2 separate regions of the Mus musculus genome follow, and region 1 is linked to region 2. Evidence: chromatin loops called from intact Hi-C (ENCODE). Cell type or tissue: gastrocnemius. All regions are shown on one strand.

Region 1 (8,000 bases), 88 kb before region 2:
CCAACCTTTTTAGGGGTAGGAAATGTCCCCACGCGCTTAGCAGGACAGAACGCCCGAAGAAAGCGCAACTCACTTCATCCTTCGGCCCGCACTCCCGCTTCATTCATCCGGCACACTGGCCTCACCGTTCCCTGAGTCTCTGATCCCAGGGAGAGCATGGCAATGAGTATCCAGACAGAAAGCGACACCTCTCTCGACTCTGTGGGTTTCGCAGTTGGAGTGAGCCCGCAGGTGTACACAGATGCAGGGCCGCTGGAGAAGAACAGCGACGGAAGATCTTTCGATTGCCCAGATTTAAGGAAGTCTGGACAGGCCTGCGACAACAGCCAGAGTTCGAGCACAGAACTGCAGCACTCCTTCTGTCTCAGTGCCCCGGGCTCTGTGAGCCTTCGAAAGGCCAGAGCACACCTACCCTGTCTCATAGTTCGCCTCTCCGAACGCTGATTCCGAGGACGGGCGCTCTTCCTAGCTGTTCAGGGTCGGCTTGGCACGGTGAGGTGGGAGGTTTCAGGACTTCCCACTCTGCCCGCCTCGTATTTTCCCGCCCCACCCCCATGCTGCTCAGAGCTCTGGGTCCCTCTTCTCTAGAGCTGGCGCCCCTGGCCTCCAGCATGGTCTCCCGCGAGCCCAGAAAAGTCCGTACTCTACCAGGGACTGTACTCCCGATGCTCAGATCCTCGGAGTATACGCGGTCGTAATCGAAGTGGAGCGAAAGCGAGGCCAGGGGCTGGTCTAAGGGCTCGAGGGAAGCAGTCCAGAGATCCCAGGGTACCATCAGAAAGCCCAGACTTTCCAGCGGGCGGTGTGCTCGGTGCTGGAGGGAACTGAGCCTAGCCCCCGCTGCTGCTGCTCGCGCCCAAATGGATCCTGAGAGTGTAGACTCAGACTAGGAAGCCAGTAACTGAAACCTCTAGGCGCTAGGGGCCACTGCGTACGGGAGGATGGGTGAGGATCATACGTGCAAGGTCTTTCAGGTCCTGCAGAAGTCAGCGGGACCACAGCACTTATTTCCAGTTCCCGCCATAAAGTGGCTTTCCAAGCCTTGACCTGATGGAGACGCGTGGCGTAAAGACCCCACACTAACTGTTAAAAAACGAAACTGAACTTCTAAGAGGACCAGCAGCAGTGGACGTTAGGCCCCTACGTGAAGCCTTTAGGATCACTTTTGCCCGTAAGACAGAAACCTTGGAGACCAGGGCAAAAGGGGAAAGTCGTTATTAACAAACTGCACAGGGCCTCTGCTTAAATCGCCAGGACCGGAAACAGTAGATTCTATTTCCACAGGTTGTATCACAATCAGTACTAGGTATTATGAGGTTAACAGTAAGCACTGCTCAAGAGGAGGAAAGAAATAAGCGCCAGCGTGCTACCTTCTCGGATCCTGCTGTGCGCCGCCGCACTAGGTGGCTGCAACTTCAGTTAACTGCCCAACAATTTTATGGAGTGAGAGGCCCCTGTACTAGAAAAGAAATTAAGGCCTAGTGGGCTCTACAGGCCGGGTCTATAGCCAGTGCTCTGTCCGCTAGACTGCAAACGCATACCCAGCCGAAGTCAGTGAGTAAGGTGATCCTTTCGTCCTGGTTCTTGAATTCCAAAACCGCTGCATTCTGGCCCGAGGTCCAGCTTGCCAGAAAGCAATAAGCAGGAGAATTCTGGTCCTGGGCCTCAAAGTCTGGACACGGGTAACCTCCTAGGTGAGTGCCTAATAAGCATAAAAGTTCAAGGGGGACGGCCTAGCCTCTCCCAGATACCCCAACCCAACTTCAAGGATTTCAGAACGGGAGGACAGCATAGGTTGTGTGTGTGTGTGTGTGTGTGGTAGTAAGGTCACCGGTTGCCTGGAGCCATCTAAAGTCAGTGAGTTCAGTTGGCAGAGTTTGGCAGATCTGAGGAAGCCAAATCTATCTGGTCCCTAGAGTCCACCCTTTTTCGTTCAAAATCCACCCAGAAAAGTTATACCCACAAGTTCACAACAGCCCACACCACCACGAGCTGGGAAGGAGAAGGAACCCCAGTACAGGGCTTGGGCCCTGATCCAAGATGGAGTGCCCTGACCTGTGGCGTCCAGCCGTCCCAGGCTCTTCCCTGAACTAAGCATACTGAGCTTGAGCTTTCGGAGTGGATCTTGAAATCTACATTCTTTCGGTCGATAAAATATGTTCTCGTATTTTTTCCTGATTTTCCCATTAAAACCTTTGCCTAACTAAACTCCCATCCAACGGGATTTATTTCATCTCTAGGGAGATAAATCAGGGGGCAAATTTACAGTCCCGGAGGCACCTGCCTCGCTAATGGGCCCTTCATGGAGTGCATGGCCGGCGGGGGCGCGCGCAGACGGGCCGGACGCTGGCCAATGGCCTGGTCGCCAGTGCCTTCAGCCAATCAGCGCGCGCGCCGCGCCCAGGCCCCGCGGTTATCAGTGCGTCCATCCCGCGCGGCGCCGCTCCGACCTGCCCCGGAGCCGCCACTGCCGCTCCCGCCGCCCTTAGTATCCCTGCCTTCTCTCTGACCGCCGCCCATTCAGCGCAACAGCCGTCGGTCCTCTCGCTTTCCCGTAGGGGCCGTCGGCGTTCGTTTGAAACGCGGTCCACCCGTCCCAGCGTAGCCGGCGCTCTTCGGCGCCGCGCGCAAACTTCCCGAGCCGGCGGGTGCGGGCGGTGGCAGCGGGGCCCGGATGGGCGCCCGGGTCGGAGGCGGCGGCGCCCATGGACGCTAACCGCCCGGGTGCGTTTGTGCTGAGCAGCGCGCCTTTAGCCGCGCTGCACAACATGGCTGAGATGAAGACGTCGCTGTTCCCCTACGCGCTGCAGGGCCCGGCGGGCTTCAAGACACCCGCCCTAGGCAGCCTTGGCGCGCAGTTGCCTCTAGGCACTCCGCACGGCATCAGCGACATCCTGGGACGGCCGGTGGGCGCAGCGGGTGGCGGCCTCCTAGGAAGTCTGCCCCGTCTCAACGGGCTCGCCTCGTCTGCAGGTGTCTACTTCGGGCCCGCAGCCGCCGTGGCTCGGGGCTACCCCAAGCCGCTGGCGGAACTGCCTGGGCGCCCGCCCATCTTCTGGCCTGGGGTGGTGCAGGGCTCTCCCTGGAGGGACCCGCGACTGGCCGGCTCCGGTAAGTGGCCCGCGCGGGATTCGGTAAGGAGAGGGGCTGGGCGCGGGCCTCGGACTGCGCTCACTGGCTCTTCTTCGCAGCCCAAGCCGGCGGGGTCCTGGATAAGGATGGCAAGAAGAAACACTCGCGGCCGACTTTCTCCGGCCAGCAGATCTTCGCGCTGGAGAAGACTTTCGAGCAGACCAAGTATTTGGCAGGCCCAGAGCGCGCGCGGCTTGCCTACTCTCTGGGCATGACCGAGAGCCAAGTGAAGGTGAGCTCGAAATGGGCCGGGGTCCAGCAGTATTGAGGCGGGGCCCGGAGTCCGCGTCCTGCGAACGGCCGGCGAGCGGCGGTTCGGCTGCGGCCGGACCGCGGAAAGCGCTGGCGCCAGGCGGGTCCGGAGTGCTGGTCGGGTGAGGCGAGCCTCGGTGCCCGTCTGATGATCCCTCCCCCAAACCCCCAGGTGTGGTTCCAGAATCGGCGGACCAAGTGGCGCAAGCGGCACGCGGCAGAGATGGCGTCGGCTAAAAAGAAGCAAGACTCGGATGCCGAGAAGCTGAAGGTGGGTGGCTCAGACGCGGAGGACGATGACGAATACAACCGGCCCCTGGACCCCAACTCCGATGACGAGAAGATCACGCGGCTTCTCAAAAAGCACAAACCCTCGAACTTGGCGCTCGTTAGCCCGTGTGGTGGCAGCGCGGGGGACGCCTTGTGAGGACGCGGCCAGGCCGGAGAACCCGAGAACCGGGACTCGCGGCATGCCCCGACGCCAGCCGCCCAGCCGCAGTGTGTATATATATTTTTACAGAATAAGTTATAAAGCGGACGTTGGCGCGGCCTTGGCGTGATGGCGGAGTACGGGGTTTGGGCCGATCACTTTGTATAATCAATAAATTATTTAACACGTCCTCGTCGGAGCCGTGGCTCCCAAGGCTGCACATCGTGTTTCTTCCATACGGAGCTGGCACCAGCGGGCGGGCAGGACCCTGCAGACCCACCTAGCCTGTTCTCTCTGTGGGCGCCAGAGACTGGCGCAGGGGGGCGCGACAGTGCTTGATGACGACCTGGGGCCCGTGTGCGCCTTTGGTTCAGAGGTTGAGTGCCTGGTGATGGTCCCAGAGCGCACGGTGATGGCAGCTTGCAGGAGCGCAGAGGTTGTGAGACTGAGCATGCCCCGGGTCGTGGGAAGGCAGCTTCAGCCGCCGGGGAAGGGAAGGACACCGCTGCGCAGTGCTTGGAGGAGCTGGGCCAGCAGGGAACTCAGCGGAAGAGACCCCAAAGCAGGTATGATTTCTATTTTCTGTGTAGATCGTTGTTGTTTTGTTTCGTTTTTAACACATTCGAAGGGAGACCCAAAGTTCTGCAAGGCTTGTCTCATTAAAAGCAGCTAGCACCTCACACTACACTGTTTTTCTTTTTAATGTATTTTCTTTTTCTCAACCTGGGGGAGCGTGCCCTGTTACTATGCGCCCATGTCCTGGTTCAGGCCAAACCAGCACTGTCCTATCCCTGTTATTTTGTAATAATTATCTGTTTAGCCAGAATTCTAAACATTTTGGATATAATTACTAAACTCCAGCTGGGGGTAATAAGGCCCGAGGCTCTGCACCCTCCCTGGCCTCTGGCTATCAGTCCTTGACTTTCATTAGTAGAAAGCCCGGTTTTAAGCAGGGCTGCAGACATCCTGTGAATCCTGCCCAGGCACCTCACAGTCTTCAGCCTGTGTCAGCAGCCCTGACACTCACCACTGGCCTCTCAGAAGGCTGACAGGAGGGCCCTCAGCCAGGATCTCTTCAACCTAAAGAGCTAAATCCATAGGTAAGACCAGTGGCTCATGCCCAGGCAGCTAAGAGCTTGGTGCCCTCTCCACCCTAGGACCTTTCAGGGCTATAATTCCCTGTAGCAAAGCCCCATCTTCGGCCCCATACAAGTCCATTCCACAGCTCCACCTTAATGTAGTGAATGTTAAGTGTTAAGTGTGCAATTTCCACATTAGCTAATCATGACAAAACTACTCTCTGTAAGGCATTAAAAAATATTCACTGGAACCATGAAAAGCCCAAGGCTTTGTTTTGCTGTTTTGGCTCCATCAGCAAAGTCAAAGCTTCTTTTGAATCACTGACTTTCTTTAAAAGGAAGCAAGAGTTTTTTCCCCGTCTTAAATGGGGCAATGTGTGGTTTCTGTGTGGTTTCTCAGCCAAAGTTCAGAGCAGAGAAATGTTGATAAAGGTTTTGAGCGAAGCCAAAGAAAAGCTTTTGTTTAATTCCCTCTAGTAGAGTGAGGGAATGGATGGCCTTTTCCACTACAGTAATAATAATAATAAAAAAGTCTAAGAGGTGATTTTTCTGAGGGCTTGGTGCCCTGTGGCGGATTGGAACTCTGAAATTCCCAGAATCAGAACGGGCCAGAGCAAACCCGCACAAAGGGGGCCACTCCTGGCACTTAGCATTTCAAAGGCAAGGGAGAGGGAAGGCAGGAGAATAAGCAGCAGGAACTGTTTTCACCATGATCAATTTTATTGCTTAGGAACCGAGCAGTCACTTCCAGAGGCCTTCACGGGAAGGACCCACAGCTGGAACCCACGGACAACCGCTGCGGACATGGCACATTGGCAAGCAGCGACCATGGCAGTCACAGACCCGACCCTGGCATCAAGGACACAGGCCGGCCTTGAGTGATTTCTAGGGAAACCGACATTAACTCGCGCCTCCGCCCCATCCAGGAACTGTAGTGTTCAGAAGTAAATCAATAAAAGCACGCTGTGTTTCCTCAGCAGGCTCCGCAGGCGCCTTCCGTGGTTCTCAGTGCTGGGTGCTAGTCCAGGCAACAGGCTGTGCCCAGCATCACCCGTCGCTTTTCTGCCAGGTTTACACACAGCCCATGCTAGAAGCAATCTGTGGGAAGTGGACGAGGCTACTTCTAATTCTCCCACAAGATTATGGTTTTAATGTAGGCTACTTGGCACCATAAAACGGTAACAAAAGACAGACAAAACAGTTTACAAAATTCTTAAAAGGTACACCCAGGCTAGCTATAAACTTCACATTCAGTTCTTAATATTACACAGAAAAGGCAGAAGAGTGACAAACTGCTAGTACAGGCAGATCACAGGGCCCCTCGCCCTGGGCACTGGCTAGGCCTTGTCTCAGGAACAGGTGCCGACTGCTGATGGAGTCGCCATTCATCTAGACTGCGGTTCTGCCTGCTCAGGACACTCGTGCACTCATACTGGAAAGTATATTCAGCATAAGTTTTGGTAAGATTTATAAATTATTTTTAAAAAGTATATATTTATATGTATTTATATATATAAAAATGGAAAGCAGCTGCAGTGTGATTCTCACGCCACGTAACATGGCAGTAGAGTCAGACCTCGGGCCTCGGGCTTGGGCACACGTGGCAGCCTGGCTGCCTGGGCTAGTGCCCGGCACACTCCTCCTGGCAGAGAGGGACGCTGGACACCTGGGGCTCTAAATGGAGAAGCTTCCTCCACAGACAATTGTTAAAAATGGAAAACTGTGAAGTCTAAAATACAGGCGCTCTGCTGTCTGTTAGAGTTTTGGCAATAGGACTGTGGCTTGATTACACCCAATATGTCTACAATGTCACGTGACAGACACGACAGTGAGGTATGTGAGGCTTTCCGGAGGTCCGGAGGCTGAAGCGAAGTGTGGGGCCGGCCGTCTAGCAGGTGAGGCTTGGGCGGTTCCGATGCAGCTGTTAGGAGGATGAGTTGGATACACTGCTACAGGGAGGCCTCTCGAGGATCCTCTCGCGGCGCTGGCACCTCTTCCCTGTAGTGGAATTAATCGTTTGTTAAAGGATCAAACACACCAGGAAAAGCTGCAGAAAGGAGAGCAAGGAGGAGCCATATTTACCACCACGTCACTGCACGACACAACACTTGTGTACATGGGCGTGAGGTTTACCTGCCCCAGGTGCGATTCGGAAGGCCAGGAACACCGGCTGCAGTGGGAGAAAAGGGGAAGGTCAGCACGCCCAGGCTGCTGCCCGCCGCTTCCTGGACTCTGGGCCCCGCATCTGAGCATCTAGAACTGAGTCCAGAGGAGTAAAGGCCAGTCATGTGTACAAAGCCCAGACTGAGACAGCCAGCCTGGAGCTGGGCCATGAAAGGAGCCACATAACCTCTTTGAAATGTAAGGAGGGTAGGTTCCAGATAGAACTTCCCTCTGTAATGTAAGGAACTACAAAGGAAGGACCAAACACCAAGGGCCATAGGCACCCATGACTAGCGTATGTGGTGTCCCTAGCTCAGAGCCCTTGGATATAGAGGATGTGGACTTATCTAATTTGGCCAAGATCTGTCACCTGGCCTCAGTGTCGCTGGAGACTGTGGGCCACTCTGGGTTCAGGGGCAGTCGTCTGTGTATAATCAGTGCACATCTGCCTGTGAGACGTGCATTACCACACTCTCACAGGTGTGAGCTCAGCACAGGAAGGCCAGGAGCACAGTCCCAGTGTACACTGAAGAAGCAGCTGATCATAACCAAGACATGATGTCTTACACACAGTGGGATTCTCTTCTGTTTTGACTGATACTTTCTTCTGCTTACCATCCATCCACCCATCCTTTGGTATGTTATTAAAACTAAATTAACTCAGACAAACTCTGCTTGCTTGGTAAAGCCAATCTAAAGAAGAGGCCCCTCACTCCCTTCCCACCCACAGGGGTTCAGCCCTTGGGCCCCAGCAACACTGCACAAGTCACCTTGTGGTCTCCCATGCAGACATTAGGCCCGATGTGGTCGTAGGTGGCAACCTTCTCCTCGCTCTCTGACTGAAAGTAAACAGAGAGAGAGGGTGTGGGAAGGCTGAGGCAATCTGCGGTCCTGCCAGGAGGGACAGGAAGGGGCTTCAGGATATCCTTGGGATCAGAGAGGTT
Region 2 (8,000 bases):
GGAAGCCAGACCTTCAGATATTTGGTTTTTAAAAAATGTAATGTAGGACCAAGGGAAAAAGTTACACAGAAAAGTCCTTCAAATTTTATCACCACTCTGCCTTGTGTAAAGGAGACTCTGGGCTAACGAGAAGCTCAGTGGTCAGCAGCACTGATAACCTGAGTTGATCCCTGGCAGGAGAGAGCTAGCTCCTGGGAGTTGTCTTCTAACTCCACATGCACTCAGTCATCTGCATACAGACAGACAGACACACAGACAGACAAATATTTTTAAAAAAGAAAAAAAACTAAAGTCTTCTTAAAAATTTCAACAGACAAGAGCATGGGGAAGTTGGCTTTGCGTTGGGAAGGATATTTTCATGACTGTCAGGAATGGCTCCCCATGTCCTGGTGGCTTTATGGTGCATTGCGGTGACCCTGAGACATCTGAGATGATGCTTTCTGCTGATGGTGGCCGGGCATTCCTGTCGCCTTTGTAAGAACAAGGAGCATCTGCCGAGGTGGGGCCTGGCCATGTGAGGATCTAAAGTGGGGCTCGTGCTCACTCTTGAGGGGTTAGGGTACCCACCCAGCCACCCACTTGTCACAGGTTTTAAAAAGGAGGGACAACTTCTAACCATACAGTTTCTCCCTTCAAGGAAACTGAGAAGTTCTCTCACAAACAAGATGAAAATATTCCTTGGCAGGAACAACTGGAGAGTGAGAACTCAGGCACAGAAGCTATGACCCATGTCCTGGGTCATCCTTTTGATATAAACAGGACTCTGTATAAAAACTGTAGAGCAAAAAGTAGCCAGTCTATGGGGCATGAATCTAAAACAGATGAGGACTAAGTATAAAAAGCAAAGACTTTAATCACGCAGTGGAGGCACAGTGAGACCCTACTCTTAACCACCCCACCCTACAGACATCACACTGACCTACACCCAAATGTGTGCAGACCTGGGGACTGCAGGCTAACCAGTAACCAGACACTGCTCAGCAAACCGGACCCTGCCCATCACCTCATGGCTAAAGGGTCAGCAGGGTACAGCTCACATGGTAGAGCACGCACAGAACAGTCACTTGTGCCCAGCCCTGCACCTTGGTCACCTGCTCAGAGACCCTCTCCTGCCGGGACTGATTTTAAAGAAATCTGGCGCCAGGCCAGATTCTAGGCTGAGCTACAGGGAAGAATGTGGTTGAGGACTTGATGCGAGTGCAGACCTAGTCATTGAAGCCACCCAGACAGAGACTGTGACCCTGGGCCCACTGCAGGAGGCACGGCTACCATCTACATGAAAACCTTTGAGGTCACAGGAGAAAAAAACCTGAAGCACTCTCTACTGGAATGCTAGAGGCCCCGCAAACTGGGTTCCTGGAGGACAAGGATGCAGGACTCAGGATCCTGCATCTGAGGCCAAATTTGTCTCTGCTAGGTGAGATGGCTTGGTCTCCATCAGTAGTATAAAAGCACCTCAAGAAGACCAACGCATACATAAGGCAGAGGTCAGGCTTGCTGCAAGTCCCAGGAAGAGTCTAGACATGCCGGGCTATGCTCACAGGGGACTCTAGTGAGACGTCACTTGAGGCTAAATAAATAGAATGAGCAGTTACACTGTGAGCCCCAGGACTATTTTTTTTTATGTCTACTGCTTCAGTGATTTTCTGTCAAAAAATGCTAACAAGCATCAAAGTCCTTAAGAGCTTTACAATCTTTCAGTTTGTTCACCAATACATTTCCTGCAGTGTATTTGTTTCCTAGGCTCATGTGACACGGCCCTCGATCATGCCTGTCTACAGCCTGATGGATCTGCTGCCACTAGGCACCTGGCTCAGCTTCACCAAAGACCTGTTAGGGATTTCTCACCAGAAAGCACGGAACAAAGGTAGAGATACAGTATCTGGTGGGAAATGAGCAGGCTGGCCTGGATCAGCAGGCTGGGAACATGAAGCCTGCATCACCCCACCCCATACTGCCCTTGTGTCCACGACAGCCCCATTCCCACTGTCCTCCTGCCCACAGAAACCAGGGCCCTAGACTGACACAGCCACCACCAGCAAGTGACCTATGGGATTAGGAGGGATGGCCAGGGCAGATGATTGCAAACACAGGCCCCTGCAGGCTTTGGGTACAGTGACCGTAGAGTCTGCCTTACTGCATGTTGTCCATCGTTTTGGAAGTGGAGGACACCTGGTGGGTGGGGGGGGGGATGACACAAGCAGGGTCACGGAATCAGGTGTCACAAGCTGGAGCAGATGGGTGGTGCCACATGGCTGTGGCTGGAGGTCAGCAGGGCCCATGCTCCTCGCTGACCTCAGATGAGGCTCCCCCCCCCCCCCCCCGGGTCCTCAGCCCATGTGCTCTCCCTTAGAAGACAATGAGGTACAACAGTTCTCAAGCTGTGGCTGCAGACTCCTTTCCAGGAGGAGAGTCAAATGACTCTTCCACAGGGACCGCCTAAGATCACTGGAAAACAGATGTTTACATTATGATTCACAACAGGAGCAACATTACAGTTAGGAAATAACAACACAACTAATTTTCTAGTTGGGGTCACTAAGATGTGAAGAACTGTCTTAAAGGGTCACAGCATTGGGGAAGTTGAGAAGCAGTCCTCTAGTACCAGACACAGGAGCAAGTGTGAAGCCCAAGGCTCCATTTTAGGCTTTGCACCTTCTGTGACCTATGGGTCCACCTGTAGTTGGAGCCTGGCCCCAGAAGCAGCCCAGAGTCCAGATGGGAGGAGGTTTCATCATTGTAAACCGGACACTGTCAGCACACTGCAGGGAAGGCACTTGGTACTGGAAGCCACGGTATTGGTTTGAAGGGACACTCAGGGACAAGACACTGCCTTGTGGGCAGCAGGTGAGCACCTTCTACTCTCACCTGCTACACCTGTGTCTTACTGACAAGTCTGCTCAGATTCCCCGCCCGTGTCAGAGGTCAGGTCCACAGCCCCACTTCTATTGATCAGAAACAGTTATTTACACGAGGAACTTCAGGTAAAATTCCCAGTCGGAGGTTTTGCAAAAGTTGTCTCATAGGCTGTGAGCTGTCTTTACTTTTGCATCAAAACAAAGGTTTCATTTGAGGATTACTGCCTTCCAATACTTGCTTCGATCACTTCTCCCTCAGGTTTGTAAGCACATAGAAATGAATTTCCATAGTCTCTGGTGAAAGTTGGACTTTATTCATAGCAAATGGTCAGCTAAGGGCCACTGTTCCCTTATGCAGAGCATACCCTTATGGCTCAACAGCCTGGACACCTCCGTCAAAATCAAAGGTGGTATGTCCCTGTAATCCCAGCCCTCAGAAGCCTGAGGCCAGCCTGACCCAGTGGATTTGCAGAGTCCTTTCCAGCCCTCTGCCTGTTTTTCCGGGTTTATACCTACACTCCATCGGTTTGCCCACTGCAGATTTATAGGAAGTCTTGATCAGGCAAGATGAGCCCTCAACTGTCCTTTGTCAATGTTGTTGAGGCCACTGTAGGTCCTTTATACTTCCATATAAAACATAAATGCAGATTTCTGATTTCTACAAAACCTCTGCTCCAACATTGATTAGAATCACACCGGAGCATCATGCCAATCTTGGTAGAACAGACACGTCAATACCACTAAGCATTCCCCGAGCCTGGGACAGCTCCACATACTCAGGTCTCACTAATTGGTATAAGCTGCATGTGATGGCTCTCAGGATGCAGGTCTTAGAGAGCACTGACCTAAGACAGTTCTGAATAGTTCATACTTTGGTGCTATTATAAAGGGTAATGTTATCTAAATTTCAGCTTGCAAGAGAATCATTTACAAGTTGATAGCTTGCAAGCCATTGGACACAGGACAAGATGTCAAAGACCTAAACAAAGTACTTCCATGTTAACAAGCCCAGTCCTGGTCGCTTGTGAGAGTACTGCACCCTGGTGGCTCACTGAAGGAACCTCGCTCTCATTATTCCAACACACTCCATTAAAGAAGTTGATCCTATACCTCAAACAGATTGTGTTTGTCTCTGGGTTGGATTCTCAAACCACAGCCTGAAAGGTAAAAGTGTGTCCATAGGGGCATGGAGTAAGCTGGATGGAGGAGCAGAGGCCATGTGGAAAAGGACTAAAACAGCTTCATTTATAGGACTGGCCACACTCCATCTGGTTGCCACATCCCATGAGGACACTGGAGTTCCCCCTGGTCTCTACCCACCTAGGTCTGACCTTGCATCTCTTTTGTGAAAGGCAAAAGACTGAATTCAAGAAAAATAACAACAAACTGGGTTCAGTCACTATTGCTAGACTGCTCTATAAATTCACTTTAATATGAATTTAAGGCTAGATCAGATAGGTCTTTAAATTAGTAACAACCAGCCTGTCCACAGATGAATGTCCTCCCATTGTCCCCCAAATCTTACAGCTGTCCCCACCAACTACCTAGTCACACTCTACTTCCTTCTTTGATGCTCTAAGCATAGCAAAACTCTGACTTCCTTTCTCCCTGTCAATCATGGTCAGATAGTCTATGTGCCAGTGATGGGAGCCCCTTCCTGTGCTGCCTGATGCAATATTTGCTCCCTGAATGCCAGGTGCTTCCTATATGTCCTCGTGTGTTGGCTTAAGTGTCTGTTCCCTTCCATGTAGTATGTAACATGGTACATGTTATATGTTGTTGGCTCTGGAGCCCAATTGAAAGCACAGGCTTCCGCTGCGCTGTGCTCTGCGTGGGTTACTAAATTCCCTTGGCTCTACTTGGGCTAAGGAACGGCTCGTGCTCAGTAGCTGCAAGGACCCAGCTAAGACAGTGCTGGCCACTAAGGGCTCCTTGGCAACTGCCTAGCTCGTACTAGAGCTTGCACAGTGATGTCAACCTGGGATGTCAGTTACTGAACCCAGCAAAGCACACAAAATGATACCATAGGAACCCAGCTAGCTCTGGTAGGGTGACTGGCCAGTAGGACTGACAGATGCAGCTGCCTACAGACAAATGTTGGGGCCTCAGCTGTGCTCCACACAACCCTTACTGAACTATCTGGCACAGAAAGACCCTTGTGTGGGGGTCGGGGGAAGGTACATTAGCAAGGTGAGCTGAGGAAACAACACTCCACACTGATACATCTATGTCCTTCTTTGTAAGATGCTTCTTTCGCAGCTCCTCATCCTAATGCATTCCCAGAGTCTGGGCCAACGTCTCAACCACACCCTCTATATTCAACAGCCCAGAACACAGGTCCTGAGGGGCAGAAGCGAGGGTAGCCATCCTTGTGTCTTGGGCCAGCAGCAGGCTGAACACACAGGAGCACACCCTGGTTTTCGAGGGCTGACAAACTGGCTATACCTCATCCTTAGGTCAGGTAAGCGGGTCCAAGATCTTGGCTGAGCCTGGCAGACTTTGGTTGCTGAGAAGCAAACCCATGGCTCTGTCCTCTAAGGGTATGGGTGGTGGTGTTCCAGAGTTCCTCCATGTGGTCATTTGATGAGCCTCCCTATGGCACAGGGCACATGCACCTCCCTCTGAGACTTTTGTCCGACTACTGCCAGAGGTGAGTTGAGCACCACTTGCCCAGCAAAAAGCAGCCCACAAGAGAATGCAACATTCTCATCTAGTCATGGGGATCTGGCATTCAGGAGGCGAGTGCTACCGAGCAGTCACTACATTATCTCAGGGGAGCAACCATGGGTATGCAAAGATGACTTGGGCTCTGGTCATCTCCTATTCCAAACCTGGTATTGGTGGATTGGTCGTGTCTCCACAGTACCGAACCTGGGGGAGAGTAACACTGGAATGATGTTGGGGAAGTGTTGAGGACATATACCAACATCCTGCATGCCAGGCAGCCATTGCCACCTCTTCCTCCTCAGTCAATGTTCTCTAAACCAGGACAGAGTAAGTGTTCTTTCCTTAAGACCATGGCAAGTAGGCAACATGGCTGGTTGGAGTTATATCACCCTTGTGAACGGCCATAGATTCAATCAAAGTATTCACCAAGGTTCAATCGAATAGGTTCACCAAGCTGGTGGCCCCATCCCTCCTTCCAGTACTGAGCCTTCCCAGAATGCTGTGACATTCCCTCCCTGTCCTACATCCATAAGCAGATATCCCAACCTCTTCTTCCTGACTACCTTGGGTCTAAATATGAGTGACAACGGAGAGGTGGGGATAGGCATGGCCGATGGGCACTCATAGACACTTGTGGCTAAGCAGAGGAAAGCTCTGGCATGTGTACCATGTTACTACGGCTCTCTGCCCCAAACTCCTTTATCAGAAAGTAGACAGCACATGGGGAACATAGGCAACTGCTTTGCCTGGCTGACAAGGAGTCCTATGTACAGGTCCACAGCTGAGTATCCTAGTGACCACGGAGGCACATTTTGGCCTGTCTAACACTCCTAAGGTACATTAGGGTCCCCTGACATGCATGGGAACATACCAAGATCTGATGCTATTCAGAGAGGCAAATATGGGGGTCCTCAACATTTGCAGAGGCACCTTGAAGTCTGCCTGGTACCCCAAAAGACATATCTGTATCTAGTAGACACTCACAAGGGCACATCTGCGTCTAATTTGATGCCCACTGAGGCACATCTGGGTTTGCCCCCATGCTCACCTGGGCACATCTAAATCTACCAGATGCCCACAAGGGTATATCTGGATCTAGAGCATACTCACATGAGCATACCTAGGAATTAGGTTGGGCATCTATTTGATGCCCAATAAGTAAATATGGGTCTTCCCAATGTCCAGGGAGGCACAGCTGAGTCTCCCAAATGCCTGCACGGGCACGGAACCTGCCTGGCATAAAGAACAAGAAGCATTTGAAGCTGTTAGCAGAGCAGAAAATACTGGGCCTTTCCTGAAGCTGCTGGAGAATAAAGCTACCTCCTCTCTGCGGGCAGCTCTCTAGTATCCAATGAGCACAGCTCTGACAGACAGGGCACCCCCTTCTGGATGTTAGAGAGTAGGATCTCACACTCCTAAAGATAGCAGGATCAGTCACATAGTCATGTCCCCCACCCAGGAGAACCCAGTGAGGATGGGTCAACACGGGGCTCCCACTGTTCCCCCATGTGGTGCCTTGCACCTGCCCCTCTACTTTGTGCCAGGTCAGGTGGGCACACGGCTAGCAGTGGGTCTCAGTGGCCTTCTGAAAGGGAAATTTCTTAAGAGACATATCTCAGCTTGTCCTTGAGCTCATAAGAACCAGTGTCAGTCACTTGCAAATCCTGGAGTCCTTACAGGCACCTCCCCTCCTGGAGACATGAGGCTTAGCCTGTTCTAAACATATGTCCTGGGCTAGGCAGACTCCCTTCAGGGCCTGGGCTGTAGCCAGAAAAAGCTCCACAGCTCCTCAGGATGCATGGATCCGGTAACAAAATGAACCTCGTGGCAATTGTTTCCCCCACTTTGATAGCCCAATGTCAGCTCATCTGTTACAGGGAAATAAAAAAGTCAGGCCTAAATGTATAAAAAATTATGATGGAAGTCCTAAATAAAGCGTAGACTGCAAGCTCATTGAGTCAAAAATCAATCAATCAATGAGGGAGTGGGTTAGGAGCACCTCATAAGCCCCAAAGAAATCATTTGCCCAAACACTGGGATTTAACGGTGGAGGACCAAATTCCAACACTTTTAGGAAGTAAATAATGAAAAATCAATTCAGAGGAAAAACAGATCAAGAACCCTGAGTGTGACGTGCCGACACATTTATTGCTTAATACCATTCCTCGTCTGACCCGAAAACTTCGGAAGGTGTTTATTTACTTTCAACACCTTCCAGGGATCAATATTTTTAATTTGGATCCGAGTTATTATTTTTCACATCACAGCAGCGGGGAGCAGCGTAAAGTGGCTCATATTTTAGTGCTAAAAAGATCGATACGACAGTTTCACCTTCACTGCGGCCCGGCTGCTGCGGCCGCACATCATCACATCCCGAAGGGCCATGGTACTGAGGCAGGAGGGCAGGTCATCACCCGACAGGGGTGCAGACAGCCATGATTTAACTGAGTGCAGGGCGCCCAGTGCCCTCAGAAA

What was found. Hi-C counts contacts between places; a loop is a spot of excess contacts. Peaks named below come from ENCODE experiments on the same cell type or tissue, not always from the same donor. Only the 100,000 strongest peaks of a DNase experiment are listed, where the experiment ranks them.
Region 1: a loop joins it to region 2, with 8 times the contacts of the local background. A loop is called at or near these places in 18 of 42 quality-filtered maps.

The regions. Positions count from the first base shown.
Region 1 is chr7:139,577,245-139,585,244 of GRCm38, reverse strand. Inpp5a (inositol polyphosphate-5-phosphatase A) reads right to left here. Exons shown (of 16, transcript NM_001127363.1): 14 at 7,827-7,895; 15 at 6,976-7,063; 16 at 5,593-6,891. The coding sequence ends at 6,983. Nkx6-2 (NK6 homeobox 2) reads left to right here and starts at 2,448. Exons shown (of 3, transcript NM_183248.3): 1 at 2,448-3,111; 2 at 3,192-3,364; 3 at 3,557-4,025. The coding sequence starts at 2,706. The coding sequence ends at 3,811. It overlaps Gm33031 (a long non-coding RNA gene), which reads right to left and starts at 2,449. Exons shown (of 7, transcript XR_003946896.1): 1 at 74-2,449. In gastrocnemius, no CTCF peak of the experiment used is centred here; DNase peaks (open chromatin) are centred at 3,340, 3,741, 4,113, 6,553 and 2 more places; H3K4me3 peaks cover 3,271 bases.
Region 2 is chr7:139,489,046-139,497,045 of GRCm38, reverse strand. All of the region lies in intron 4 of Inpp5a (inositol polyphosphate-5-phosphatase A), which reads right to left. Among named protein-coding and RNA genes, the nearest start is that of Gm33031, 90 kb to the left of the region's middle. In gastrocnemius, CTCF peaks have their summits at 371 and 3,898; DNase peaks (open chromatin) are centred at 1,151, 7,021 and 7,243; H3K27ac peaks cover 872 bases.